Regions from separate parts of the Homo sapiens genome. Here region 2 is linked to region 1. A link is a loop called in an ENCODE intact Hi-C map of the cell type or tissue named here. Cell type or tissue: stomach. All regions are shown on one strand. Each heading gives the region's core, and the rest is flanking DNA. Links, peaks and the distances in the headings are about the cores only. Region 1 overlaps MICAL3 (microtubule associated monooxygenase, calponin and LIM domain containing 3). Region 2 overlaps MICAL3 (microtubule associated monooxygenase, calponin and LIM domain containing 3).

Region 1 (15,501 bases), core at 2,979-10,978:
CTGACTAGTTCTGCATGAAGGATGGCTCACAGAGGCTTCTGCTACTTCCAGCCCAAATGTCCTTTCCTGACAGGTCACCTCAAGGCTGATCCATCTCACGAGACAGGGCAGGCCAGCCATGTGAGGGCTGCCAGCCCAGTAGATGGCTAATCCAGGAATACCAAAACCATATCTCATTTCTATTACCCCTCCCTGCCACGACCACCAATATCTATTCTCTGAAAAGGGCAATTTATGGCACAGGCCACTGGGGGAAAATGTCCAGTTGATCCAGCTTAACCCATGTATATCAGTTCATCTTTAGGGTGCTACCTAAACTCAGAGTGGGACTAGTGGAGACATTGTGTGGCTTTAATAAATTCCCTTTTCACACTTTTTTAAACTGTGGATTGTGACTCATCAGTGAGTCATGAAATCAACTTGGTGGGCCATTTTATTTATTTATTTATTTATTTATTTATTTATTTATTTATTTATTTATTTATTTGAGACAGGGTCTCACCCTGTCACCCAGGCTGGAGTTCAGTGATGAGATCTTGGCTCACTGCAGCCTCCGCTTCCCAGGTTCAAGTGATTCTTGTGCCTCAGCCTCCCAAGTAGCTGGGACCACAGGTGCCCACCACCATACCCGGCTAATTTTTGTATTTTTAATAGAGATGGGGTTACCATGTTGGCCAGGCTGGTGTCGAACTCCTGCCTCAAGTGATCTGCCTGCCTCAGCCTCCCAAAGTGCTGGGATTACAGGTGTGAGCCACTGCACCCAGCCTATTTTTTTTTTTTTTTTTTTACTTTTTAAAGGTTTACAGCCATTTTATTTGAAAGTATACATTTAGCACCATGAAATAAACACTGATATATTGAAGCCTGGTTAATAGTAGTGTAACAATATATTTTGATGATTACATTATTTTAAACAACAAACTACACTGAAAAATTAATGCCGATAAAACTCTTGGTCATAATATTAAGAAATACCATATATAAATTGAAAATATGATTGCTTAAAATTTGAAAATGGAAGTGCACTCGTTTGGACAGTCAGAATTTAACATAATCTGAAGGGAGAGGATCTCTGACCCAAAATATATCTTTCAGGTTAAGAGAAGGAAAAAGAAGTGTAGTTTATCTTAAAGGATGATGGGAGTTTGTTTCTTCAGGTGGAAGATATTCCCAGTGTCCTCAGGTTTTGCAGTAGAATCATATCACTGAGCACGAAGATTTTCATTGGGAAGCTGCCCTGTCAATTTTATCTGCCTCTAAAATTGTCCTCTTAAAAACATCAGCAGCTGGCCGGGCGCGGTGGCTCACACCTGTAATCCCAGCACTTTGGGAGGCCTAGACGGGCAGATCACGAGGTCAGGAGATCGAGACCATCCTGGCTGACACAGTGAAACCCCGTCTTTACTAAAAATACAAAAAAATTAGCTGGGCGAGGTGGCGGGCACCTGTAGTCCCACCTACTCGGGAGGCTGAGGCAGGAGAATGGCGTGAACCCCGGGGGGCGGAGCCTGCAGTGAGCCGAGATCGCGCCACTGCACTCCAGCCTGGGCGACAGCAAGACTCCATCTCAAAAAAAAAAAAAAAAAAAAAAAAATCAGCAGCATTCTCATTTTCTCTAGTAGAAAATTCCAAAAAAGCCGCATTCCAAGATTCTGCCAAAGCTTCCCTGATCACCCTTTTTTTCTTTTTCTTTTTTTTTAATTTTTGAGACAGAGTCTTGCTCTGTCATCCAGGCTGGAGTGCAATGGCGCGATCTCAGCTCACTGCAACCTCCGCCTCCCAGGCTCAGGCAATTCTCCTGCCTCAACCTCCTGAGTAGCTGGGATTACAGGCGTGTGCCACCATGCCCAGCTAATTTTTGTATTTTTAGTAGAGACAGGGTTTCGCCACGTTGGCCAGGCTGGTCTCGACCTCCTGACCTCAGGTGATCTGCCTGCCTTGGCCTCCCAAAGTGCCGGGATTACCGGCGTGAGACACTGCGCTCGATCTGATCACCCTTTTCATATGCAGGTCTTTCTTATTTCCAACCGACATAATAGATATTTCCACTTTCCCCACCATATCCAATGATTTGCCATGGATAACTGTAATCACTTCAGAACTTTTCATTGATGTGGCAGAATACACAATAATACAACCATTAATGTCTATGGAGTTTGTCTGGGGAATAATGGAATATTGATCTTGGGTGGGTCCTTTTTTTTTTGAGACAGGGTCTCCCTCTGTCACCCAAGCTGGAGTGCAGTAGTGTTGTGATCTCAGCTCACTGCAGCCTTGAACTCCCAACTCAAGCGATGCTCCCACCTCATCCTCCTGAGTAGCTGGAACTACAGGCATGCATCACCATGCCTAGCTAATTTTTGTATTTTTTTGTACAGACAGGGTTTCGCCATGTTCTCCAGGCTGGCCTCCAACTCCTGGGCTCAAGTGATCCACCCTCCTCGGCCTCCCAAAGTACTGGTATTATAGGCGTGAGCCACTGTGCCTGGCCAGGTGGGCCATTTTAAAAAGAAAGAATAGAAAATACCAGAGTGTATACGTGTAGTGAAGGGAAGATTTGTGTCCTGAGATTTGTGTTTCAGTTTTGTATACTGTGTGTGTGTGTGTATGTGTGTATGTGTGTGTGTGTGTAGATAGATAGATAGATAGATAGATAGATATTTTTTATTTTTATTTTTTTCTTGAGACAGAGTCTTTGTCACCCAGGCTGGAGTGCAGTGGTACAATCTTGACTCACTACAACCTCCGCCTCCCAGGTTCAAGTGATTCTCCTGCCTCAGCCTCCCAAGTAGCTGGGACCACAGGTGCCCACCACCATACCCTGCTAATTTTTGTATTTTTAGTAGACATGGGGTTACCATGTTGGCCAGGCTGGTCTCAAACTCCTGACCTCGGGTGATCCACCTGCCTTGGCCTCCCAAAGTGCTGGGATTACAGGTGTGAGCCACCATGTCCAGCCTGTATATGTATATTTTTGTTGTGTACACTGAATCGTGATGCAAAATATATTTCTTATTATGAATCATGGTCAAGAAACTTTTAAAGTCGTTACCTTGAGCAAATACCGACAGAAATTGGAGTTGAATCAAAATGAAATATTAAAAGGTCAAATTCTTCAAGAGCTAGCAAAAAAATAGAATTCAATATATTTTAGATCTATGGATAATTTTCAAGTTAAAAGAATCCATGGGGGAAAACTGTGTTCATTTAAATTTAAAATTTCTATCGGCTGGGCGCAGTGGCTCACGCTTGTAATCCCAGCAATTTGGGAGGCCGAGGCAGGCGGATCACGAGGTCAGGAGTTCAAGACCAGCCTGGCCAACATGGTGAAACCCCTTCTCTATTAAAAATACGGCCGGGCGCGGTGGCATGCCTGTAATCCCAGCACTGTGGGAGGCCGAGGCAGGTGGATCACGAGGTCAGGAGATCGAGACCATCCTGGCTAACATGGTGAAACCTCATCTCTACTAAAAATACAAAAAATGAGCCGGGCGTGGTGGCGGGCACCTGTAGTACCAGCTACTCGGGAGGCCGAGGCAGGAGAATGGCGTGAACCTGGGAGGCGGAGCTTGCAGTGAGCGGAGATCGAGCCACTGCACTCCAGCCTGGGTGACAGAGCAAGACTCCATCTCAAAAAAAAAAAAAAAATTAGCCGGGTGTGGTGGCGGGTACCTGTAATCCCAGCTACTCGGGAGGCAGAGGCAGGAGAATCACTTGAACCCGGGAGGCAGAGGTTGCAGTGAGCTGAGATCACACCACTGTACTCCAGCCCAGGTGACAGAGTGACACTCTGTCTCAAGAAAAAAAAATTCTATCAAATGAAAAAGGAACAGAGTGGGGGAAATATTTGCATTATATATTACAAATTAAAAGTTAACCTCTGTTAGGCCAGGCACGGTGGCTCATGCCTGTAATCCCAGCACTTTGGGAGGCGGAGGTGGGTGGATCACAAGGTCATGAGTTCAAGACCAGCCTGGCCAACATTGTGAAACCGCATCTCCACTAAAAAAATAAAAAAAATTAGCCAGGCATGGTATCAGGCACCTGTAATCCCAGCTACTCAGGAGGCTGAGGCAGGAGAATCACTTGAACCTGGGAAGTAGAGGTTGCAGTGAGCCGAGATTGCGCCATTGCACGCCAGCCTAGGCAAGAAGAGCGAGACTCCGTCTCAAAAAAAAAAAAAAAGTTAACCTCTGTTAAACCAATAATTCATTTCAAAAAAGGAGAATGGGCATGGGATTGTGGACAAGGGAGAGGCAGAGACTCAAGGACTGACTTGGGCCTTTGGAAGGCCAGGTTCTATACGGCTTTTTTCCTGAGTGTGGTGGTGCAAGAAAGTTAGTGGTAAATTAGTTACAATTTCTGTTCCCCCCACTACATACTGCTCTTTTGATGTTGAACCAAACCTTTAATAAAGCATTTTGAATACTGCAGAAAGAAAAGAAACTTTTTTTTTTTTTTGAGACAGAGTCTGGCTCTGTCACCCAGGCCGGAGTGCAGTGAAGCAATCTTGGTTCACTGCGAGCTCCGCCTCCCGGGTTCACGCCATTCTCCTGCCTCAGCCTCCCGAGTAGCTGGGTCTACAGGCGCCCACCACCACCCCCGGCTAAGTTTTTGTATTTTTAGTAGAGACGGGGTTTCACTGTGTTAGCCAGGATGGTCTTGATCTCCTGACCTCGTGATCCGCCTGCCTCGGCCTCTCAAAGTGCTGGGATTACAGGCGTGAGCCACCGCACCCGGCCTAGAAACATTTTAAAGAGTTTTAAAACATTACAATTCTGTGCATAACTGTCTACTATATGATTCCAATTATATAACACTCTGGAAAAGTTGAAACTACAGGGAAAGAAAATAGAAGAGTGATTGCCAAGGGCTGTTTGGAGGGAGAATGTGACTACAAAGGCACAGAGGGAGACTTTTCAGGATCATAGAACCATTCAGTGACCTGTCTATAGTTGTTAAAAGTCATAGAACTGCACACGAAAAAGAATAACTTTTTGATATGTGAATTATACCTGAATAAACCTGACTGGAGGACAAAAAACAACTCTCCAGGGATAAATTCACAGTTCATAAAAAGAAATTCATCTACATGAGGCAATGCAATGAACAAAACATTGATATGTGTTCACTGTTGATAGCAATCAAAAGTGCAAATTACAACACCATTATACTGTTATGCTTCTTGCTAATGGTTAATAATTTTTCAAAACCGCAACATAATGCTATTGAGGTTACAGTAAAATTCCATATTTATTGTGGGTTGCATTATAAATTGATAACATTTGTGGGGAATGCAACATGATAATATATGGGAAAAGCCATAAAATTACTACCACTATATAGGAAAAGCCATATAATTACCAGACCCAGGAATTTATCCCAATAAAGTTAGTTAACAAAGGTTTTTTAAATTTCAGATGCATAAAAAATACCCTCTGTTGTGTTGGTTATAATAGAAATAAGTAGAAATCACTGAAATGTCTAATATTATAGGGACAGTTTAAAATTTTGTTGGTACATTATACAATGGAATATCTTGCATTCACAACCAAAGCCTAAATCAAGAGGCATGTAGAAAGAAACATGGAAAATACTTTTGATAAAAGGAACAATAGCGAATAGAACATAGCAAGCACATCATGTTCATAACTGTAATAATCTGTGTGCCTGTGCCATAGCTGTGCTGAAGTGATGGATTAGAGATGAGTCTTAGGGTCGCGCGTGGTCGGAGGCCATGACAGGCAGATCACCTGAGGTCAGGAGTTCGAGATCAGCTGGCTAGCATGGTGAAACCCCGTCTCTACTAAAAATACAAAAATTAGCCGAGTGTGCTGGCAGTCACCTGTAATCCCAGCTACTTGGGAGGCAGAGGCAGGAGAATCACTTGAACCCACAAGGCAGAGGTTGCAGTGAGCCAAGATCACACCACTGCACTCCAGAGTGAGACTCCATCTCAAAAAAAAAAAAAAAAAAAAGATGAGTCTTAAATCTTAAATTTGTAAAATTCTCTTGCTGTTATTATACTGCCTTTTCAATAACAAAGCACCCTCAAATAAAACCTTCGAGATTGGAAGAAATGAATGTAGAAGAAAAGAGAAATCTCAGAAATTATGATATATTACAAAGTAGAATGTTTTTTATTAGCCCCAGAAACCAGAAGAATCCCAAGAGTCACAATTATGTTGAATAAATCCAAGCTGTGTGGGTTTTCTTTCCTCTTGCTGTCATTTAACTTTGGTGAAGTCCTTGCTTACGGCAGGTAGTTTGTGAATATCTACTGACTGCTGAATAAATGCCAAGGCCATCTTTTAGTTGTACTTTTCACAATCACAGGCCTGGGAAAACTTGAATTTATCTCTGAAAAAGCATCAGAAATCTTAGTACAAGCAACACTTTCTCTTTTTTTTTTTTGAGATGGAGTCTCACTCTGTCGCCCAGGCTGGAGTGCAGTAGCGCAATGTCGGCTCACTGCAAGCTTCTGGGTTCATGCCATTCTCCTGCCTCAGCCTCCCGAGTAGCTGGGGCTACAGGCACCCGCCACCACGCCTGGCTAATTTTTTGTATTTTTAGTAGAGATGGGGTTTCACCGTGTTAGCTAGGATGGTCTCGATCTCCTGACCTCGTGCTCCACCTGCCTCAGCCTCCCAAATTGCTGGGATTACAGGCATGAGCCACTGCACCTGGCCTAACACTTTCTCTTTAACTGCTTATTTTTAGGACTTTAATTTTTCCAGCATAGGGAACATATCTTTGGGGACTTTTTCCCCCATTAAGAGAATTGTAAGAATATTTTAAGTAGGTCACAACTCCTAGGGGAAAGAAGGGTATGTAATGAACAGAGCTCTGGGGAAGCTTTTTTAGAAATGTGCCTAATGTAGATGTTTAAGTGATGGAGCTTTTTCTTTTGAAGTGGGAAACAGGGAAGGGGAAGAAGGTAAGAGAAGGAACAAATCCAACAACTTGGAAAAGCTGTTCTCTTCCTTCCAGGCTCTGGTATTTTCAGATCGAATGGCCTAATATACAGTTCCTGGGTTCTCCTGAACCTTTGGTTTGCTACATAACCTCGAGATAAATATTTAGTGTCTTAGTGCCTCATTTTCATCATCCTTCACAGGAATGAAAATTCTTACTCTATTCCTTCTCCCAAGGCATGTTGGATGGGAGAATTCGATTGTATTATGCGCACCCTGTGCTCTTTTTCCTAAGGGCATCTGAATTTTCTGGTAGGACTTCCACAGACAGGAAACCAAGAAATGTGTGTGTGTGTGTGTGTGTGTGTGTCTAAGAGAGGGAGAGAGAGAGGTCGGGCATGATGGCTCATGACTATAATCCCAGAACTTTGGGAGGCTGAGGTGGGTGGACTCCTTGAGGCCAGGAGTTTGATACCAGCCTGGGCAACATGGTAAGACCCCGTTTCTACAAAAACTTTAAAAATTAGGTGTGGTGGCACACACCTATAGTTCCAGCTACTGGGGAGGCTGAGGTGAGAAGATTGCTTGAGCCCAGGAGTTCAAGGGTACAGTGAGCTGTTATTGTACCACTGCATGCCAGCCTGGGCAACATAGCAAGACCTTGTTTCTCTTTTTAAAAAAATAGAGGGGGAGGGAGATAGAGAGATTGTATTTGGATCAACTCAGAAGCAGTAATCTTTGGACTAAAAGTGCCAATTGCTTTAATTTACTATGCAGATAAAATAATTTTCATTCTTAGGGACAGGCATTTCTGTTTACTAAGCACATACCCTAGGCCATGTGCTTTCCTATGCGTCACCTCCATCCACCCTCAACAGCTCTGTGGCTTCGGCATTGCTACACCCATTGTGCATTTTTATGTGGGAAGTGGGGATTTGAAGTCATTTTTCTCTCCCAAGAAAACCCATGCTCTTGTCATGACCCCACATCAGACAGACTTGGGTTCAGATTCTGACTGTGACACTCATTAGCTGTGCCACCTTGGGCACATCTTTTAACTTCTCTGAAGCTCAGCTACCTGTACTAAAACAGGAGTAATGACAGAAAAATGAGGTTATTAAGAGAATTAGAGAGTACACCTCTAGGGCTTTCTGATTGTAAACAACAGCAATATGCTCTAGGGCTAACTTTGGAGAAGGATGGAAGACATTTATTAGAAGGATATGAATTAGCTCATATAACTGAATGCAAAGCAAACAGCCAGGTCTTGGAAAGGATGAGAGCCAGGCCAGCTGAAGAGATCTCAAGAATAGGGAGGTAACTGCCTTCTTTCTTCAGGGGATTCTTGACTGCATGAAGCAGCTCCGGTTGTTTTCAGTTCTGCGGCTCCCTGCTTGACACTCAACTTCCAGGAAGAGAGGTCAGACTAGATGAGGCTGGACCATGTGCTGCCTTCCTCATGGATGGAGAGCAAGGTGCCTCCATCCCCATGCCCACCAGACCTGCATGCAGTGGGGGAAAGGTAGTTTCCACAATAGAAGCTAAGATGTAGGCACTGTTACCAAGCAAGGGGGTCTGAATGCTGGGCAGGCTAAAGCCACAGTTACCACCGTGGAGCTGATGCAGTCAGACATCCCAGCCCAGGACCTGGTACAAGGGAGTGGCTCCATAAATGCTTGGTTTTGCTGGTAGTGTTTTCACCTGACCTCCTGCAAGGCAGCAATTCCAGACCAGTAAATCACCATGTAACAGTACATCTAGAAATCCTAGCTCAGCATTCTTCGTAGGCGTGTCATGTTGTGATACACACAGAAGATGGTATTTGAGCAGCAAATATCTGAGGTAAACTGACAAGGTGCTCCTGCAGGAGGAGACTGGCTGGGAGGCTCTGGCCGCCCCGGCCCTATCTGGCAGCCCTGGGAGCTGAGGGAATCAATATGGCACTTATGGGCAATGCACCCGTGAAGAAGCCCAATTAGATGATGGAACTTCAGGCCCCCCGCCCACCACTATCGCCTTGGTCTCAGCACTGTCTGGCCCTCCCTTACCCCTCCAAAAGTTTGAAAGAGGGTCCCTCCCCATGAGGGCCGAGGCCTGAGGCCCAGTAGAGTCAACAGTGGTACCTCTGCCTTTCCCCACTGATGACTGCCAGCTGCCAGCTGTCCACTCGCTCCTCAGGGCCTTCATTGTCAGGAAGTGAAGCTTTTCAGGAAACAAAAAGTAACTTCTCTTCTTATTTATTAATTTTTTTTGAGTCAGAGCCTTGCTTTGTCGCCCAGGATTGAGTGCAGTGGCACAATCTCTGCTCACTGCAAACTTCGTCTCCCAAGTTCAAGTGATTCTTCTGCCTCAGCCTCCTGAGAAGCTGGGATTATAGGCTCCCGCCACCATACCTGGCTAATTTTTCTATTTTTAGTAGAGACGGGGTTTCACCCTGTTGCCCAGGCTGGTCTTGAACTCCTGACCTCAGGTGATCTGCCCACCTTGGCCTTTCAAAGTGCTAGGATTACAGGTGTGAGCCACCAGACCCTGCTCTAAGTTCTTTTTTAAAAAATTTTTTATTATTTATTTATTTTATTATTATTATTATTTTTTGAGACAGAGTCTCGCTCCGTCGCCCAGGCTGGAGTGCAGTGGTGCGATCTCGGCTCACTGCAAGCTCCACCTCCCAGGTTCACGCCATTCTCCTGCCTCAGCCTCCCAAGTAGCTGGGACTAGAGGCACCCACCACCACACCCAGCTAATTTTTTTTTTGTATATTTAATTAGTATATTTACTATAATATAGTAATATTTTTACCGTGTTAGCCAGGATGGTCTCGATCTCCTGACCTCGTGATCTGCCTGCCTTGGCCTCCCAAAGTGCTGGGATTACAGGTGTGAGCCACCGCGCCTGGCCTTTATTTATATATATATTTTTAGACGGAGTCTCACTCTTGTTGCCCAGGCTGGAGTGCAATGGCGTGATCTCGGCTCACTGCAAGTGATCTCGGCTCACCGCAACCTCCGCCTCCTGGGAGGTTCAAGCCATTCTCCTGCCTCAGCCTCCCGAGTAGCTGGGATTACAGGCGTGTGCCACCATGCCTGGCTAGTTTTGTATTTTTTAGTAGAGATGGGGTTTCACCACGTTGATCAGGCTGGTCTCGAACTCCGACCTCAGGTGATCCGCCTTCCTAGGCCTCCCAAAGTGCTGGGATTACAGGCATGAGCCACTGCGCCCAGCCAGCTTCTCTTCTTGATAAGGCTGGGAACATCTGGCCCAAGGGGCCTAGATGATTTTAGAGCATTTATCTCTCTGCCTACTTGTCAATGATGGCATTGATTATGAAAATCAATGATTGTGGTGTGATACAGTCCCTGGAGGCCGAGCTGCAATTGCTGGTGCTCACATGGGGGTTTCCAAGCAGGGCCAAAAGCAGCACTGCAGGCCTGTGATCGCTGAGGCTGCCAGAGCACAGAGGAGACATTCAGTCTCAAAGAGATATGCAGGTTCTTCTCAATCGCTTTTCTTTTCTTCCTGTTTGTTTTTTCTTTTTGTTGCCAGGGAAGGGCTGCTATTTTACAATTGTGTTTATTTTTTCCCCATTACAAAAGTATGGGGAAAGGCATACCCCATTCTCTTCCCAAATGAAAAAGTACAAATAAGCAAAATGAATATAATTTTGAAACACCCAACTCCCCACCCATCCCTCTATTCACCTGGCTATGAACATGTTAGTATTTATCCTTCTCAATTCTCCTTCTTTCTAACCCTCCAGGTCTCCACCTCCCGGCAGTGAGGTGCTTTGCCTGAAAATCTCTGGCTCAAGGTGGAAGGAACTCTGCTCCTTTTCTGCCAGTGGGAGCTAAGAAAAGAAAAGGGGAAGCTCACTTCTTAGAATACCTTTTTCATCTCCCCATGAAATCCTACCATTCTTTTGAGGGACCTCTCAAATACCCCCTCCTCTATAGAACGTTCCCTGCTCTCTTAGATGGAAGGCTTCTCAGTCTGAGACAGCACTTTCCACCTGACAAAGACTCTCTCTATCCAAGTCTCACTTTCCCTGCACTATTGTTAGCTCCTTAAGGTCAGACACCATGTCTAATTGTCCTCTGCACAGCTCTCAGCAACCAGACAAGTGCCTTGCCCATCACAGACACCAAGGGATGAATGAAAGAAAAAGACTCAGATGCTTAAATCAAACAGAAGTTCACATGATCTCAAATGGGAGCGAAGAGAAGGATTTGGAGTCTGTCCTGTGCACAGGACAAAGGAAGGCTTGACATCTTTCCCTTCCCTACAAGAGGCTCCTCCCCTCAGGTGCATCTTCTCTGAAATCTGAAAATGCCGATGTGCATGCTGGCGGTTTCAAGTTCATTAGTTCCATTCTGAGGCTTTATCAGGGCCTCTTCTACCGCTATTCCACTTCCTAAATGGGAAGTATCATATGCTTTCTCCCTGCTTCCCTCCCTCCCCTCCCTTCCCTTCCCTCAGTCCTTTCCCTCTGTCATTTTCTGTTTCACAGTTGAAAACAGAGCTGTGTAAAATAAGTCATATTCAGATAGAACCCAATTGGGCTGAATTTGACCACATGTAATTTTGAAGCCAGTGTTTTTTTTTTTTATTATTAGTTTTTTTAAAGACAGGGTCCCACTCTGTTACCCAGACAAGAGTGCAGTTGGCCTCATCATAGCTCGCAGCAGCCTCCACCTCCTGGGCTCAGGCAATCCTCCTGCCTCAGCCTCCTGAGTATCTGGGACTACAGGCATGCACCACCAGGCCCAGCTAAGTTTTGTGTTTTTTATAGAAACAGGCTCTTGCTTTGTTGCCCAGGCTGGTCTGAAACTCCTGGCTTTAGCTGATCCTCCTGCCTCGGCCTCCCAAAATTCTGGGATTACAGGCGTGAGCCACTATGCCTAGCCTACTGCTTTTATCTTTAATAGCAACATGTCTGAGCAGTGGAGGAAGGTAGGACTAGAAAGACTTCCCCTCCTCACTGCAAAAGGAACCAATGACAAGGGCAAGTTTACTTGTTTTAGTTCTGCAGAGGTATAGCATTTACTCCTGTCTAGTGCAGAGCACAGAGCTCTAAGGTCTGTGTTCAAAGAATCAAGTCCTACAGAATGTGTGTGTGTGTGTATTTTAATATATCTTTATATATAATATATATTTTATAAATTTTTCTTAGATGTAGTGAATATGAGAATATAAGTCCAGAAAAACCCTGTTTATAAAATTTGCCGTGTTTCCCAGAGACTTTCAAGAATCCAGGCCAAATTGGCTTAGGGAAGGAGTCTTCTGCGAGTTACAGAAGGACTCTAGAAATCTCTGTTTTGGTGATGATTGTGATGTGCAATTGTAGACTTTATTTTGCAGTGCCTTGGTAACTAGAGATTTCTTCTGCATAGTCCCATCTTGGTTTTGTCTGTTTCCACTGCATAGAATTTCTGGCTACTGCTGAACATACACATGCCAATCAGTTAGGGGAAAAATCACCCAATTTTGAACCATTATATTGTGAGAAACTAATGCAGAAGTAGATTTGCAACTTTGTCAAGTTGCGTTTTAATTTCCCTTTTTTGAAGAGACAGCCTCTCGCTGTGTCGCCCAGGCTGGAGTGTAGTGGTGCTCAGCCTCAAACTCCTCAGCTCAAGTGATCCTCCCACCTTGGCCTCCCAAAGTGCCGGGACTACGGGTGGAGCCACCACACCCAATCTTAATTTCCTTCTTCCTGGCAGGGTGAAAACATGCAAATCAGTCTGGAATTAGTTAAAAAGTAAAAGATATGTAATTTTCTTAAACCTCACTATGAGATATTAGCCTAGAAATAAACCCCAGAACCTAGAATGATGTCTTCGAGCTCTAAGACATCCCAATCCATGGATCTTCTTAGCTTTTCTACAGAAGATTAAGTTGGTTCCAAACCAGTCCCTTCGTGTAGAAGAGGGGCAAGAACATGGAGCCTTTCATGTCTTCAGTAGGTCCACAGGACTATGAATGCAGCCCAGGAATCAATTTGTTCTAAACCACTCTGTTCTTCCTTCTTGACTCTCTCATCCAATGGATAGGATGGGATGGGCTTTTGAGCCAGTCCAGGCATCCTGGGGGCCATTAGACTACACATGGCTTGGGATTTCCCTGGAGATTGCTTAAAGCTGAATGCCCTTGGGGTTCATGATAAACTGAACTGGTGGCAGTCACGGGTGTGCTATTTGGAATGCTTGGAAGGGATGGACTGAGCTCCTATTGCACCATGCTTTTTTTTTCTGAGGTGGAGTTTCGCTCTTTTTACCCAGGCTGGAGTGCAATGGCACGATCTCTGCTACTGCAATCTCCACCTCCTGGGTTCAAGCGATTCTCCTGCCTCAGCCTCCTGAGTAGCTGGGATCACAGGCAGGCTGCCACCATGCCAGGCTAATTTTGTATTTTTAGTATTTTAGTATTTCACCATGTTGGCCAGGCTGGTCTCGAACTCCTGACCTCAAGTGATCCACCTGCTTCAGCCTCCCGAAGTGCTGAGATTACAGGCGGGAACCACCGTACCCAGCCCATCATGCATTTTTTTTTTTTTTTTTTTTTTTTTTTGAGATGGAGTCTCGCTCTGTCGTCCAGGCTGGAGTGCAGTGGTGCGATCTCGGCTCACTGCAAGCTCCACCCCCCGGGTTCACGCCATTCTCCTGCCTCAGCCTCCCGAGTAGCTGTGACTACAGGCACCCGCCACCATGCCCGGCTAATTTTTTGTTAGCCAGGATGGTCCCGATCACCTGACCTCATGATCCACCCGCCTCGGCCTCCCAAAGTGCTGGGATTACAGGCGTGAGCCACAGCACCCGGCCCCATCATGCATTTTTTACTTTGCTAGCCAGTGGTAGATAGCTGATCAAAACTGGTTTAAGTCAAAAACAAAAACAAAACTGAGCATAGTGGCTCAGGCCTGGAATCCTAGCACTTTGGGAGGCTGATGTGGGAGGATCACTTGAGCCCAGGAGTGCAAGGCTGCAGTGAACTATGACTGTGCCACTGCACTCCAGCCTGGAAAATAGAACAAGACCCTGACTCTAAAAAAGAAAAAAAAAACCATCATGTTTTAAGTAATGTAGAATAGCATAGGAAAATTCCTAGCCTATTAAGTAGAAAAGTAGATTGCAAAGCAGTTTGATCAAATTTTGTTAAAAAGATAATACAGAAAAAGAAGATATATGACACATGTACACAGAAAAATACAAGAAAACACATACATCAAAATGGTAACAATGATATGCTGGTGAACGTAATGGGTATTTTTATTTTTTGTACTTTATTTAAAAAATTCTTTTACAATGAACATGTATTACTTTTGAAATCAGAAAATTGGCCGGGCGCGGTGGCTCACGCCTGTAATCCTAGCACTTTGGGAGGCTGAGGAGGGCAGTTCACCTGAGGTCAGGAGTTCAAGACCAGCCTGGCCAACATGGTGAAACCCTGTCTTTACTAAAATACAAAAATTAGCCGGGCATGATGGCGGGTGCCTGTAATCTCAGCTACTCAGTTGGCTGAGACGAGAGAATCGCTTGAACCCAGAAGATGATGGTTGCTGTGAGCAGAGATTGCACCACTGCACTCCAGTCCGGGTGGCTGAGAGGGACTCCGTCTCAAAACAAAAAAAGAAATCAGAATTTTTTTGTGTGTGTGTGTGTGACAGAGTTTCGCTCTTGTTGCCCACGCTGGAGTGCAATGGCACAATCACGGCTCATCACAACCTCCACCTCCCAGGTTCAAGCGATTCTCCTGCCTCAGCCTCCCCAGTAGCTGGGATTATAGGCATACACCACCACGCCTGGCTAATTTTGTATTTTTAGTAGAGACGGGGTTTCTCCATGTTGGTCAGGCTGGTCTCAAACTCCTGACCTCAGGTGATCTGCCCTTCTCGACCTCCCAAACTGCTGAGATTAGAGGCATGAGCCACCGTCACCAGCCCAGAAAATATTTTTTAAATTGAAAATAAGATAGCATATTCCACAAATCTTCTACCGGCTCCATTGCGGATTGAATTAGATGATTCTCCCTATTGTTTACTAAGTGTCCAGTTATTTCTGGGCACTCTCCACCTCCGCAGGACACTGCCCATCTCCCCAACCCAGGGCCATTTCTCAACCTAGTGCTCCTTCTCCTACTAGGGGGGCAGACTTCCCAACGTGAGCACCTACATTTCGCCGTAGATGGGATCCACTTGCACTCTCTGAGGTTCTCAGGCAGATTCCTTCCTTACGGAAGGGGGTCTGATATTTAATCACCCCATGCACTAAGTACACACTTCATGTGCGGATCCATCAGGATAACCCCACACAAGCTGCCAGTTCTTTGCTTGTAGTGGGTGCCCAATAAATGTTTGAATGCATAAAGAAAGCACTCAGATAAGCAGAGACATTTTAGAGCTCTCTGGGGATGAGAAAAGAGAGAGCTATGGGAGTGAGAATTAACTTGATTGACTATGGCTGGACCTGGCAAAGAACAACTCAGAAGTATTGGCCTCACAATCACCTTGTTCAGGCTGCTTAATCAATATTAAAAGTTTGCTGCTCCCACACAATTTTGCTAGGCTCTCCAACCCTGTGAGGATGTCAACAGT
Region 2 (15,501 bases), core at 3,765-11,764, 93 kb after region 1:
AATACAAAAATTAGCCAGGCGTGGTGGCGGGCGCCTGTAGTCCCAGCTACTTGGGAGGCTGAGGCAGGAGAAAGGCGTGAACCCGGGAGGTGGAGCTTGCAGTGAGCGGAGATCACGACACTGCACTCCAGCCTGGGTGACAGAGTGAGACTCCGTCTTAAGAAAAAAAAGTTCTAAGGGTGCCAGTCATTTGTCACATCAGGGTTGTGTCATTACAGTGATTATGGTCACCCCCCTATGGGGCATGTAACACAATATATAAAGCCACGGTATGAAACATCTAAGTGTTCTGGTTGTTCATCGTATCAGGGCAGTGTTATTTCAAGGAGTGAATGTGTCCACCAAAGCGTGGTGCATGTACTGCATTACGTAAAGTTGGCTTTATGTTTCTTAAGTGCTCCTTGCACATGTGAATCACAGTAGTCTTATCTCAGTGAGTGAATGTGTTCACCACACTAGATATATCTCATACACTACATGAAGACGCATGCAGACAGGTGTTTCTTTCTTTCTTTCTTTCTTTCTTTTTTTTTGAGACGGAGTCTTGCTGTTTCGCCCAGGCTGGTGTGCAGTGGTGCAATCTTGGCTCACTGCAAGCTCCGCCTCCCGGGTTCACGCCATTCTCCTGCCTCAGCCTCCTGAGTAGCTGGGACTACAGATGCCCGCCACCACGCCCCGCTAATTTTTTGTATTTTTAGTAGAGGCGGGGTTTCACCGTGTTAGCCAGGATGGTCTCGATCTCCTGACCTCGTGATGCGCCCGCCTCGGCCTCCCAAAGTGCTGGGATTACAGGCATGAGCCACCGCGCCCGGCCCACGGACAGGTGTTTCTAACAGTACTATTCCTCGCATCAGGTAGCGTTCCTGCAGTGGGTGAATGTGTCCACCACGCTATGCTGCATATAGTAAAGTATGGCAAGACACATGTAAATAAAACCCAATTTATCTCGAGTGCTCAGAGTATACAGTCAGAAGCCAAACCTTTAATTCACTCCCCAAAGATCTGAGTGTGTGTTGTGGTTCTGGCGCTGCTAAATGCTGGGAATAGAAACCAGACGCAGAGCCACTTGCTGTCTTGTAGGAGCCCAGCACCTGGTGGGAGGTGCTTGGAGAACAGAGGTAAGATCTGGGTGTAGGAAGAAGGGAAGGGCAAAGTTGTTCTGAGAAGGGCTTGGAGATGTGGCCCTAAAGCCCCGATGGATGAGGAGGTTCATATTTGTCATCTGCCTTAGTTCAGAGAAGACTGAAGCAGCTCAGAGGACAAGCAGAGGTTCAGAGAAGTGTGTGCACGGGTGGGGAAAGTGTGTTCTAGGCTGTGAAAAGAAACTGTGCTGGAAAGAACATGGGTGTTCCTGGAGCAGCAGGCAGATGTCGGGGGCTGAGTACAGGGGTGTTGGGAGGTTAAGGTGATGAGGGTGGAGGTGAAGCAGGACCTGCAGCCCCAAGGTTAGCCTGGTAGAGAAATGGTGTCTTTCAAAGTGTAAGCAAGGGGGTGGCTTAAGTAGATTTGTTTAGAAAGATCACTTTGGAAGAAACATAGTATGGGAATTGCACACTTGAGCAGGGTGTATTTGTGTCCCCATGTTTATGGCAGCATTGTGCACAGTAGTCAGAAGGTAGAAACAGCCCAGTTGTCCATTGATGGGTGAATGGAGAAACTAAATGCAATGTGGACTACAATGGAATTATTATTCAGCCATAAAAATGAATGAGGTCATGGTATATGTTACAATGTGGATGAACCTTGAAGCCCTTATACTAAGTGAAATAAGCCAGACACAGAGAGACAAATACATGATTCTACTTATATGAGGTACCTGGAATAGACAGATTCATAGAGCCAGAGTAGAATGGTGACAACCATGGGCTGAGGAAGGGGAAATGGGGAGCCAGTGTTTAATGGGTACAGAGTTTCTGTTGCGGATGACAAAAAAGTTCTGGAGATAGACAGTGGCGATGGTTGTGCAACATTGTGAATGGATTTAATACCACTGAATTGTACAATTAAAAATGGTTAAAAACAACTTTTATGTTATATATATCTTAACACAATAAGAAAATAAACCAAAATTACCTTGAAGAAGGGTCTACATTTAAGAGACTATTGCAAGGGTCCAGGTAGAGATAATGAAGTCCAATGCAGTGACGTTAGAAAGGAAGGAATAAATGGGCGAGGAATTTAGGAAGAGCAAATGCGAATATACCCTGCACTGTGCTGCCTCCCCACCATGCTTAGCATGGTACAGTTGCCTGCACGCCCACGCCTCCGGCCTTTTGCAGTGGGAAGTAGGAGCGGTGTGGAGGCCAACACCTGGAGTTCTGACTTAGGTAGATGGCAGTTTTACTAGAATTGAGATTCAGGGAGAGACATAAGTTTGGGAAGGAAGATGGGGTTCTATTTTGAGTAACCTGAGTTGGAGCAGAATATGTATGCCCTGGCATATTCTGATGGAGATGTCCAGGGGACAGTTACAAAGATGGTGCTAGAACAAAATAGAAAGAGGGCCAAGGACAGAGCCCTGAGCATCCTCTTTACTTAGAAAGTGGCATAAAAAGCCGGAGGAGCATGCACAGAGAAACCAGGGCAGGAGAGTTCAGCTATATAATCCTTTGTTCTCCACCAGGTTTGCTTTTCGGTTACTCTACAGATTCACGCTTCTCCCCTGGGATATTCCTTTTCCAAGCCAGGCTGTTGTTGGGAGGGCACAGACGTCCTGGAATGCCAAGGTTGAGGATGGTGAAATGGACTCAGGGAAGTTGGATTGTATATCGGGAAGTTGTAGACCTTTAGTCTTCTAACCAGTTCTGCTTTGTTGATTCCACTGTCCTTTCATTGCATCTTTGCTCATGTTCTACTGATGAAGAAAAATTGAGAGCTTTGACCAGCATCAAGGTCAAGATGAAAGACATCAGTAAGACCTTACAGTCCCATGGATACCATCACTTAAAATGCCTGTGCGTTTATGTTTTCCAAGTCAAAACATTTTTTTTCATAAATTTTATTTTATTTCTTTGATCAGTGATTTAGAAAATGTTTGGGTTTGGGACTCACAGCCTGTCATTTTGTACAGTATTTTTGAAAGCACCCAGCTGTCAGGAGGAAGGGACAATGCCTGTTTGAGGATTTAACTGAAACGTGTTTGATGCCTTGGCTGTGGTGCTAAGATCTGTCATGGTGAAGAGAGATTTGTGCAGTAGTACCCTTCCGACACTGTGGAAGGAGGGGTGCCGGGAAAACATGGACAGATGAACGGGTTCTTCATTTTAGTTTGAGAAGCACTATTCTCAACAAGAGTTACTTAAAAAAAAATTGTTTAAGTTTCCAGGTCCTCCAGCCAAGCCCAGATGAATGCTTTTCAGGCAGAGGCAAGATAGCTGTGACCTCCTCAGCTTTCTGCCTGCTCTGAGCTCCCTTCGTGTTGCTGAATTGGCAGCAACAAGTAGATATCAACTTCTTTTTTCACATTCCTCGTAAAACTGACTGAACCATAATCGTCTTCAGGTTTGGGAGATATTAAATATCCCCTCCAGGGTGATGGTTGCACAAGTTGGCAGATTTACTAAAAATCACTGATTGTACACTGAAAACGGGTGACTCTTATTGTCTGTAAGTTATACTGCAATCAAGTGGTATAGAAAAACATGCCCTCCAGTCCTGAGAACAGTATGTTTTTCTGGCCTGGTGGTGGTTTTTGGGGAGCCAGAAGCCCTGCTCTGAGTCCTTTGGTTTCCTGGCCGAGCCCTTCAGAGGTCCTGATGTCAGGAACTTGGTACAGCTTGTGGCTCTCACCTGGCTCCCTTCCCCTTGCTCTCTCAGGTGCTCGGCACCTAGTGTGGTTGGAATATTTACCAGGAATGAGCCAAGCCCATTTTGGTTTCTGGCCAGAGGGTAGCTCTCCAGGATCCAGAGCCCAATATCCAGTTTGTGGCTTATTCGGATCCCAGGACTCTTTCCCCCCGTTGCTATTTGGTCAATTTCATTGTTCTGTTGGCACCCAGTTTGCAGGGTGTGTTAGGCCATTGTTGTGTTGTTATAAAGAAATACCTGTTGCCAGCAGGGATGGAAGCTTACTGTGAACAGTGGGTTGAGTTGCCCTGAGGAAGGAAGGTCAGAGCACTGGAGCTATTGTGGGCATGTTACTATGTCATCCTGCAGCAATGTTTATGAAATACCTGCTGTTCTCACACTGTGGCTTGAGATGCTCTGGGGCTTCTGGTTGCAGGTCTTCTGAAATACAGGGTTGCTTAATTAAGGTCCTTTAACAAAGTACGTCCATGGTGTTTAGCACAGGTTGAATATCTCTTCTGAAATGCTTGGGATCAGATGTGTTTTGGATTTCATATTTTTTTCAGGTTTTAGAATATTTGCACTATACCTACCAGTTGAGCATCCCTAATTGGAAAATCTGCCATCAGAAATGCTCCATTGAGTGTTTCCTTTGAGTGTCCTGTTGATGCTCAAAAACATTGAGATTTTGGAATATTTCCAGTTTTGGATTTACAGATTTGAGATGCCCAACCTGTATCTATATCAAATATTTATTTAAGTTGAACAGAGTACATTGGCTTTTCCTTGCCCCAGTGAGTGGTATTTCTCAAGGCGGTATATTTAATCTGTACCTGAACTGGTCCGAGGGGTGAGATGTGCCTGATCCGCTGGCTGTGCCCTGGTGAGTTGGAGTCTGTGGAGCTTGACTGCAGACACAGAGCTCTCCAGGATTTGTGAGAGGACTGACGGTGTCCTTTGGTGGCCTTCCCATAAGGATGGTGATATGGTTTGGCTGTGTACCCACCCAAATCTCATACTGAATTGTAGCTCCCATATTCCCCACGTGTCGTGGGAGGGACCTGGTGGGAGGTAATTGAATCATGGAGGCGGTTACCTCCATGCTTTTCTTGTGATAGTGAGTTCTCTTGAGATCTGATGCTTTTATAAGGGGCTTCTCTCCCTCTTCGTGCTGCACTTCTCCTTGTTGCTGCCATGTGAAGAAGGATGTGTTTGCTTCCCCTTCCACTATGATCATAAGTTCCTTGAGTCCTCCCCAGCCGTGCTGAACTGTGAGTCAATTAAACCTCTTTCCTTTATAAATTACCCAGTCTCAGATATGTCTTTATTAGCAGCATGAGAATGGACTAACACAGATGGCTTCCCTGGAGTTAGACTTGTGTAAGCCACAGTTGGCAAGAGGGTCACAGCAGTAACACTTTCTAATATCCCTTAGGGAACACTGGGGTTTGCCCAGATTTTAGGTTTCAGTCCTTGGAGCAAGCCAAAGAATGTGTATCCCAGAGCCAGCAGGCCAATGAACAGTAGTCCTGTGCCTGTAGCAAACTAGACAAGTGCTTTAGAAAACCAAGGGGTGGGCAAAGCCCAGCTCAGGACCTGAGACTGCCACTGGGCCCCAGCAGGTACCAGAAGGTGGCCTGGGCCTTTTGGCCATCAGGTGCTGGCATCTTAGTCCAGGGTAGATGTGGAATGGAGCTGGTAGCCCCTCTGGCTCTACACTGGCTAATCTTATTGGTGCTGAATTGAGTAAAGATTAATAAGTCTTCTGTAGAAAAAAAATGTGGTAGGTTGCTGGCTTGGAGCCCAGAGCAGTTGGAATTTTGGAGCCCAGAGAGGTCATGGCAGTTGGTTTTTGGCAACTGGTCTTTGGGAGAAAAGAAACCACAGTTTTGGCTATAGTTCAATATGCTCCGGACAGGGTAGGGTCACCCCTAGGGCAAGGGGTGCATAAGTGGGGAGAAGTTGTGGGCTGTGGACTTTCAAGACCCTGCCTGAGTGTAGCTTGGGGAATTTGCAGTATTCCTTGAGCAGAAGAAAGCAAGCTTGTTACTCACTTTCTCTGAATGTTTCATTTCCAACCAAATGGATCCTCCTTCCCATGGAAGTGGTGTGGTGAGGGGTGTAGCTGGGGGAGTGATCTCAGGGGTCAGCGGGAATCAGCAGAGGGAGAGGTTTGGCTTGGAGAAGCATTTGATCCACTGATGAATCATGCCTAAGTCCCATACTCTTTTAAGCTAATTTCAAGGGAAAATACATTCCACTGAGCTGGTTTAGGGTCAGTTGTCTAGATTTATTTCTGCTTTGGAGAGAACAACTGAGATTTTCTCCATGAAAATAGTTGAAGAAAACCATGGCCTTGGAGCTAGCTAGCCCTCATTCCCCATTCCTTTCTGTGGCTTGGAACCAAGACACACTGCTTGGGTTTGAGCATGCACAGCTACCTTATTGGAGAATAAGGACCCTCCTGGAACAAGGCTGTGCTCACCAAGCCTGTGCCCTGGTGCATACACTTGAACCTGGTTTTCTTTCGTCCCGAGCCATTTGCATCTCTAAGAAGCCTGTGGGCATGAGTCTTCCCTTCAGCCATTCTAACTCTTGGGAGCTTCAACATCATAATACCAGTGACTTAGTGTCTGAAAAAGGTGAGGATCATCCTGGAATGTGAACAGAAAACAACAGTCCTGTTGTTTTCATAATTAGGAGCCATTCAGACTCCTAATATGCCTTAGGGAACTCAACTGTGGCTGCTTCCTGGTCCTTCTTACACCCCCTAAATTGTCCAACAAGTTAGTAACAAGTTAATCATCATGCAAATGCCCTTTCTCCTTTTGTGTAGTTCTGTGACATTAGATGTTATGGCCCAGGCGAGACTTCTGTTTATCTTTTTCCTTCTTTCTTGGCATCTGCCCGCATCTGTACTACGTGCAAACATGAACGTGAATTCCTCTACCTAGCCAGACCCAAACACAAACGGGTAGGCAGACCTGGACTTAATTCCAGAGCAAGTGAGGAGTGTTGAAGGGGAGGCACGCACCCAGGTGGGAGGGAACACAGGGGAAAAGGTGATTGGCTGCTTGGGGCTGGGGTGGGCGGGGTCGCTTTAGTGAGGTCCGGAATGCTGAGCTGCAGTCTCAAGTGCAGGAGGGGCGTTGTAGGCAAAGGTGAGGAGGCGGCAGAGGTGAGGAACACGTAAAAGTGTGGTGCATGCTGGGAACCTGAGAGGATGGGTTGCATCTATTAATAGTAGTGAGAGAAGTCAGCTTTTTGGGCCTTGCTGAGGGTTTGGATTGTTTCCTAGTGTCAGCAGAGGCTGAAACGGGTCACATTGGCCCTTACAAAAGACCCCTCTGGCACTCGTGGAGGATGTATTGGAGCGAGTTTAGATTAAGGGACAGCTAGCCGGGCGCGGTGGCTCATACCTGTAATCCCAGCACTTTGGGAAGCCGAGGTGGGTGGATCACTTGAGGCCAAGAGTTCGAGACTAGCCTGGCCAACATGGTGAAATCCCGTCTCTACTAAAAATATGAAAATTATCCAGGTGTGGTCGCACATGCCTGTAATCCCAGCTACTAGGGAGGCTGAGGCAGGAGAATCACTTGAACCCTGAAGATGGAGGTTGCAGTGAGCTGAGATCGCACCACTGCACTCCAGCCTGGGCAACAGAGCAAGACTCCATCACACACACAAAAGAAAAGATTAAGAGGCAGCTGTGCTAGTCCAAGCTAGTGTCAGTCAAGGGAAATGACCAAGGCCAGTCTCAAGTCTTAGTCATTTTAAGAGATACATTTGCCAAAGTTAAGGTTGCATACCCGGGAGACAGTTCTATGCCTTTCTCCGAAGATGATTTTGAGAGCTTCAGTATTTAAGGGAGAAAGAGTGGGATATTGTGAAATACACAGTTTTCATGTTGAGGGAAGGGAAAAATAGTCATTCATGCCTTTGACTCTGAATCTGCCTTTTTACATGAGATAACATAGACAATAGAGCAGAGGAAACAATCAGATATGCCTTTGTCACAGGTGGGCAGAGAGATGACTTTGAGTTCTGTCTTATGTCCCCGTACCTGTGAAGATAAGCTGTCAACTTACATTGCCATGGTGAATTTTAACAGAAATGCTTTAGGGTAAAGATCTTGGGGCCCACAAGGAATTTCCTTGTGGGCAAAATGCGAGGGAGTCATCTTTGTAGTCATCTTATTTAGGAACCAGAATGGAAGGTGGGTTTGCATGATCCCTTTCCCAGCTTGGCTTTTCCCTTTGGCTTAGTGAGTTTGGGGCCCCAAGATTTATTTTCCTTTCACACTGGGAATCTCGGGGCTTCCACCAGGATTGTGGTAGGCAGATGAACATTCTAAAGTTAGAATCAGCAGATTGGGTTGAGGAGTGGAGAACAGAGAAGGGTCTGAGATGACCCCAGATTTCCATTTGGTGGGTGGTGGGTTTGACTCCGTGTGGGGTAGACTTCCTTGGTGGGAGGCACCTGTGGATGGCTAAATGGAAATGTTTAGTAGCTTTGGATCTCTGGAGGAAGGTCAGAATGATAAAAATCAAGGGCCATCCAATTTTTTGAGAGCGGCAGATGAAAGAATTGCAGCTGAGAGACTGGAGGCCGGTGTGGAGAGTGGGCAGAAGCAGGAGACAGAGCACAGCCAGGGGAGGGCGGGTTCCAGGAAGCGCTGCAGCCAGGGAGCTAGCCAGATAAGACCGGAACGCGTCTGAGCCTGTCTCACTTGAAAGCCACCGTCACCCTCAGTGGAGTGTTGGAGACAGAGGCCAGATTGGAGAGGGAGTGAAAAGATGACCGGAAGAGGGTCATTAGGAGGGTGGGGACGGGCTGGGGGCCCCAAGACACAGCGTCAGGCTGGAGGAACCAGTGGGGTATTGTAGAAGGCAGTATTGGGGCCCCACCTATGGGTGGAGATGACGGGGCAGGTACAGCCACATCAGTCCTCACTGCGGGGACTTGCAGAAAATATGCTTTTGTCCCACCCCCATTCCACTCCCAAGGCTGGCGTTTCACGCGTGCAGCTTTCCCTCTCACTTGCCTCCTCCGTCACCGCCCAGCAAGTATGAAATGCGCAGTAACCCTTTGAGTCCTGTGTCCTCCTGCCTCAAATGAAGAAATGTTGCCTTGTCTGACACCTGGGCTTGTGGCAGCTTCGTGGCTTTCTCATGCAGATGTTAGCCATACAGGTAACTTGGAATCAGAAGTGTTATGGGTCCTTCACTCGTCTCTGGGGTAGTGGGCTGGGGCTGTTGCATAGCATTTGCTGACACTGATACCGCAGTTCTTTAGAAACCAGTTTCTTTTTATAGGGAACAGTTACACTGAAGCTATTTGGCTATTGAAACAAAGCTGCCTCCAGGTCCTGGCTCCTGACAGGCTCTCTTCTGATGGCAAGAACAGGTCCTGAGCTGGGTGTGGGGCCTGCTGGGCAGAGCCTGTGTGAGCCAGGTCCAGGGCTGGTCGTGGTCATGGAAAAAGGGCAGGTCTCCAGGGGAGCACCTCCCCCGCTGGGCAGAAGCCATCTGGACTCTCCTTGTAGGGGTCCCATTCTCTGTGACTCCCAGCCTGGTGCCACTGCCTGAAAGCACACAGTTCATTTTCATTTGATACGACTTCTGTCTCATATCCTAACTCAGTTCTGCCTGGAGAAGTTCATATACACAGCCGTTTGTTCATCAAGTGGTCCTCACTGTGCACCACCTGTTGTGGTCCAGGGACTGTTCCAGGTGCAAGGACGCAACAGTGAATAAAATGGCAAAAATCCTCACCCTTCCAGAACTTACATTGTAGCAGAAAGATGGATTGTAAGTAAATAACATTTAGAGGCTGAGTGTGGTGGCTCACACCTGTAATCCCAGTGGGAGGCCAAGGCAAGAGGATTGCTTGAAGCCCAGGAGTTCAAGACTAGCCTGGGCAACATAGGCCCTATCTCTACAAGTAAAAAACAATTAGCTATGCTTGGTGGTGTGCACCTGTGGTCCCAGCTACTCAGGAGCCTGAGGCAGGAGAATCGCCTGAGCTGAGGAAGCTGCACTGAGCTATGATTATGCCACTGCACTCCAGGCTGGGTGACAGAGTGAGCCTGTCTCAAAAAAAAAAAAAACCCACAAAAACCAAAAACATTTGGAGTATGTCAAGTTGTGGTAAGTGCTTTGGAGAAAACCAGGGAAAGAGGATGAGCAGGTTTAAACGATGTGACCAGGGAAGTCCACACTGAGAAGCTGGCATTTGAATATATGTGTCAGCTGCATTAGAAGGCTCGTGCCCTGGAAGTCAGAGCTTGTTTTCTCTGTTCACTGCTGTTATTTCTGGAGCGTAGAAGAGTCCTCGGCCCATAATAGATGCTCACTAGTATCTTTTGAGTGAACGGATCGGAGGGAAGAGCATTTTTAGACAAAAGGAGCTGCAGATGCGGAGGCTGAGGTGAGAGGGTGTCTGGTAGGTGGGGAACATGGGGAGGCCATTGCGGCCAGCAGGGATGGAGAGGCTGGCGGCAGGAAAGGAGGCAACAGAGGGAAGGCGTGTGTATGGGTGCAGGTCTGGGGGGCGCTCCATGAGGTCAGAACTGTTTTTGTAATAATACTGAGTGCTATTATGTGCTTTTCCCACCCTCGTTTGCCCAGGTGTGTACAGTGGCCTTTTCTAGAGGCTACGTGATATGTGCTGCTGCTGCAGACAGAGCAGGCAGGAGAATCTGGCTGCCACACATTAAAGAGATTTGCAGAAATGTGGAAAACTGTCACTCTTCTCACTGAATTTCTGTCTTGGAAAGTAATTTTTTTTTCTTAAGATATGTTAATTGTTATTTTAAAGTGAATTAATGTTGAAATTTTGTCTCAGTCTTAATTTTACATATAGTAAATATTGATAGCTCTTTGGGTCCTCAATGTTTTTTTTTTAAGAGACAGTCTCGTTCTGTCCGCCAGGCCAGAGTGCAGTGGCATGATCGTAGCTCACTGCAGCCTCGAACTCTGGTCCTCCTTAGCTTTGAAGTGTATAAAGGAGTCCTGAGACCAAAATGTTTACGACACGTTTATAGGGCCTTGTAGGCCATTATTTTATATTTGCTTTTATGCTGGCTGAGATGGGAAGTCATGGCTGAATCAGCTGAGGAAATTTAGTGAAGACAGTTTACCAATTCCTGATTGTCCTTGAGGACAAAGCAGGTGTATCCGGGTGGGCGGCATGCTGTGGATGGGCACCTCAGCAGGAGAAGGCTCTGGAGTCACTGTGTGCTCATGCTCTACTCCCTTCTCATAGCTGGGCTTACCTCTGCCAGGGGAGATAGAGGGAAGGGACATGCTTTGTACACAGTGTCCACAGGATGTGGGTCGAGAGTGACGGGGCAGGGGCGGGGCCTTCTTCCCTGGGTGTGGTCAGCAGAGCTCTCTCTGATAAGGTGAGCCAAGACCTGAAGAGCGAGGGGCACTCTGCATGGCTGGCCAGGGCAGCCCCGCCCAGGGAGGCCTTGGTGAGCAGGAGAGAGGCCATGTGGCTGGGCCTAAGGGTGTTGGGGAGGGTGGCAGGATCTGACCTGGGGCTGGGATGTGGCAGTCAACGTGTCTGATGGGTGTTTTAAATGGATGCTCTGGCTGCTTTGTGGAATATTCTGGAGGGTGGGTTTGGAGGAGCAGAAGTAGGGGAGGCTCATGCAATGAGCAAGTGAGAGCTGGTGGTGTCTCAATGAGGATGATAGAGAAGACATGGTGAGAAGTGGTTGGATTTGGCTGTATTTGAAGGTAGAACACAGAATTTTCTGAAGAACGGACCGTGGGATGTGACAGAAATGCAGACGGGGGCAAGGTTTTGGGTTGAGTGTCCGGGTAGCTGGCGGTGTTGTTTACCAAGATGCAGAACACTAGGGAAGGAACAGGCTCTGGCGAGCGGCATCAGAGTGTTGCCTCCAGTGCTTTAAGCTAGAGATGCCTGTCAAACATCCAGGTAGAAAAGTCACACAAGTGATTGGTCGCACAAGTTCAGGAGAGAGGAAATAAATATTAAGGCACCATTGGTTATTGATACTGTGTAGATAAATCTACGGGAGGGAGGATCCTCCAGGGCACAGCTTTCACAGTGGCTTGTGTCTCCGTGGGTCATGAAGTCAATACAGTGGGCACCAGCAATTTTCAAAAAACGAAATAGAATTGAAAACAATATCTCGGTAGTAAGGGCTGTTGTAAAATGTTTCCTTTTATGCCAACTGATAGGGGAATTTTGCCCTATGAAACATTTTTTAAAAATTAAATTTATGTGAAAAGAGAGCTGTGTCCTAGATCACAGTATGAAACTTCTTTTTTTAAACTGCAGATCACAGTTTAAAAGCCACTGATGTAGAAGGAGATGTAGTTTCAAAAGAGATCAGAGACTGAGTTGATTCCGGGGCCATTTCAACGTGCAGAGGCTTGGGATGGGTCTGGGACCAGCAAAGGACGCAGAGAGGGGCTATGAGGTCACAGCAGGACCCAGAGAGTAGTGTCCCCTTGTCCTGGAGGCCGGTGGGGTTGTGGGGGGGCAGACGGTAGTGAGCTGTGACTTGTGCTGCAGACAGGTTGAGGAAAACAAGGTTTGAGAATTGATCATTGGATTGGACAGCATGGAAGTCATTCATGACCTTGATGAGGCATTTCTGTGGAGGGCTGAGGACAAGGTCTACTTGTTGGAGGTTCAAAGATAGTGGGAGAAGAGAAAGTTGTGAACAAAGCATTGACAATTCTTTCAGCGAGTTTTGCTGTCAAGGGGAGCAGAGTAAGTTAGTTGGAGCGGGTGGGGTCAGGACTGGGTGTTGAAAGACGTGTCCTTGCTGAAGACAGTTCAGTGGGGTGAGGGAGGATCACTGCAGGGAAGGGACCAGTGTGGGAGGCAGCATGCTTGAGTAAGAACGGGGACAGGATCAGAAGCACAGGCAGAGGCTGGCTTCAGCGAGACATGCGGCAGATGTCGCTCGCTATCATTGGAGGGAAGGCAGATGATATGGGCATAGACATTGATTACCGATAGAAACTTGCGGAAGAATGCCGAGAAGGTGGAGAAACTGAGAACCATGGCAGAAGAGAAATTGTGTTTTCGTTTTTTGGTTTTTGTTTTTTGTTGCTTTTTGGGTTTTTTTTTTTTTTTTTTTTTTTTTGAGACTGGATCTCGCTCCATCCCCAGGCTGGAATGCAGTGGTGCAACCATGGTTCACTGCAGCCTCGACCTCCTGGGTAGCTGGGACGACAGGTGTGCATCTATGCCTGGCTAATTTTTTAATTTTTTGTAGAGATGAGGGTCTTGCTATATTGCCCAGTCTGGTTTTGAACTCCTTCTGAAGCAATCCTCCTGCTTCAGCCTCCCAAGGGGCTGGGTTTACAGTCATCAGTCGCCACACCCAGCCTATTTTGGTCTTCTACACAGAAATCGAATCCTTGAGAAATGAACATTGATTGCAAGCTGCTCAGCTTGGTGCCGTTGACATGTCATCGATAGGCAGGTGTGGGGTGGCTGGTGGGCCTAGATGACCTTTCAGATGGTGCTGAGCCTTGACTGCAGTGTATTTTGTGGTTCTGTGGCAGTGACGACAGGCAGGCGAGACACCTGAGAAACCCCATATTCTGTTCCAGGTTAGTCTCCTGCCAGCTGTGTTTTGGGCCAGCGTCGGAAAGCCTTAGCTGCAGGCTCTGCCCCTGCAAGAGGGAGGAAGCGACCTGACCCGAGTGCCTTGGTAGGACCTTGCATGTTTCCCACAAGTTCTCCGGTCATCTCGTGAGGTATTTCTCTCCCTTCGGACTGCTGGAGGCTTGGCATTCTCTGAGTCCCTGTGTGCAGTGGCCTGGAGGTTGCCCTGTACGGCCTACCAACCAGCCAGCTTCCTGGGTCTGCCCAAGTGTAGGTGACCGGGTAGCCCTTTAATCAGCAGAACCTTATTGAGCACCTGCTGTGTGCCTGGAACTGAGTACATGGTGCTAAGCAGAGTGTTGGGTTGGTGCAAAAGTCAGTGCGGTTTTTGCTATTAAAAGTAACGGCAAAAGTAACTGCACTGACTTCTGCACCGACGTTATAGATTGGATTCCGGCCCTTGAGGAGAACAGCTTTTTTTTGGGATTCTCCTTTGGTTGTGTTTTCCCACATCCTCAATGAGGCTTTCTCCCCACCCAGAGGCCTTTCATCACCCCTGAGGGCAGGGCTCTTAGATTAGTGGGTCAGGAAGGTGTGGGTCTTTTGGTCTGTACTGTTGACAGTGGGCAGGTTGAGGTCCACCTTCTGTCCTTCCCCAAGCTCCTACAATGGATGGAGTAGTATTAGGTGATTGGAAAATGTTTTGTCATTGACTCCTCATAGGCGTTGCTGATGGCTGGGGTGCAAGAGCCTGCCGCAGAATGCCAACTGATACATACTGTGTTAGCACTGTTTTAGTTGCTTAGCCTTTTGGCAGCCAGTAAGAAGAATTACTGTGAAACCAGACTGCTCTCACTGCCATTTGGAAAGGGCTCCATTTCAAAGGAGCAGATGCAGTGATAAATCATGAGGAGAAAAAGAATCCTGTATTGTGTGTCCTTGCTAAATTTACTTGAAACTGCATATCCATTGCTAGCTGGGCAGCTATCTTCCTGGCAGGCAAGTTCCTGCTCTCGGGTGGTTAGGGACTGGAGGCATGCATTCTCATGAGCTTTCATTTCTCAAGCTGTATTCTCAGGTGGTTTTTCATGATGGCTAAGGACTTAGGCTCTCAATTGGACAAGTCTGGACCCAAAACATGCCTTTCCCCATCTGCAAAATGGAGGTCATACATCCTGCCTCGCGGGATGGTGGTGAAGATGCCATAGGCGTGGATGTGGCACCGAGTAGTAACGACTCAGTATCTTCTATCTGTCTTGTTTAACACTACAGTTTAGCAGGACTTACACAGATCTTACTCCTTTAGCACCCCCCTCCACCCAATGCCATTCTCACGCTTTCTAGAACAGATGGAGTGGAGAGGGGAAGAGTGATAATGGAGCAGAGAAAGTTCCAAACCATTTTTCTTTCCTTCAAAAAACAAAACCATCTGAACCCTGTTGTTCCGTTTTTATTTAGACTGAGTATGCGCTTTCATTGCTGGAGTTTATTGATAAACTGCTGGATGATAACAGCGCTACTGTGGGTTGGTCCTTGCTCTGTTCCTGGCACTGATAAACATTTTACATTCGTTACCTTACTTCCTACAAAACCCTGTGATTTTCATTTTACAGATGAGGAGACTGTAGGATGGTGAGCCTCAGGCATTCTTCTTGATTGCTTGTTTTGGGGGTTACTTTGAACGTGAGTTGACGTCATCATCAGTGATTGTGTTTATTGGGTGCCTCGCTATGATTCAGACATTTTAATGTGTTTGGGGTGACAGAACTGCAAGGCAGAGGTCAGGTCACTTCTGACTTACTTCATTTCTCAGCTGCGTGGATGTTCTTAACTTGGTTTTCATGAAGAAATAGGTTGTTAGCAAAGAATAGAAATGAAAATTAGAAAAGATACAACATAAGTGTTAGGACTGTACTACAGTCCTGCAGGATTAGGGACTTGGAAGAGAACCCAGAGGCTATCTGGGTCTGGCTCTTCTCAGATGCCTCTAGAGAGGGGTCATCCACACCCAGCCAAGCAGAGTGCTGGTCATGAGAAAAATGCCACACTCTTGCAGTGTTCCTGTTAGACTGTCACTGCCCGCCCAGGCTGACTGTTGCATTCCTGGATACCACGTTT

Evidence for each region. A loop is a pair of places that touch in the nucleus more often than their neighbours do. Peaks named below come from ENCODE experiments on the same cell type or tissue, not always from the same donor. Only the 100,000 strongest peaks of a DNase experiment are listed, where the experiment ranks them.
Region 2: it touches region 1 in a loop (2.3-fold over the local background); 52 of 110 quality-filtered maps call a loop at or near these places.

The regions. Positions count from the first base shown.
Region 1 is chr22:18,005,900-18,021,400 of GRCh38, reverse strand. The region is part of intron 1 of MICAL3 (microtubule associated monooxygenase, calponin and LIM domain containing 3); the gene reads left to right. It also overlaps the pseudogene RHEBP3. Among named protein-coding and RNA genes, the nearest start is that of MICAL3, 11 kb to the left of the region's middle. In stomach, for the core only: no CTCF peak of the experiment used is centred there; no DNase peak of the experiment used is centred there.
Region 2 is chr22:17,913,471-17,928,971 of GRCh38, reverse strand. All of the region lies in intron 1 of MICAL3 (microtubule associated monooxygenase, calponin and LIM domain containing 3), which reads left to right. Among named protein-coding and RNA genes, the nearest start is that of MIR648, 60 kb to the left of the region's middle. In stomach, for the core only: no CTCF peak of the experiment used is centred there; DNase peaks (open chromatin) are centred at 6,861, 8,501 and 11,161; H3K4me3 peaks cover 570 bases; H3K27ac peaks cover 2,262 bases.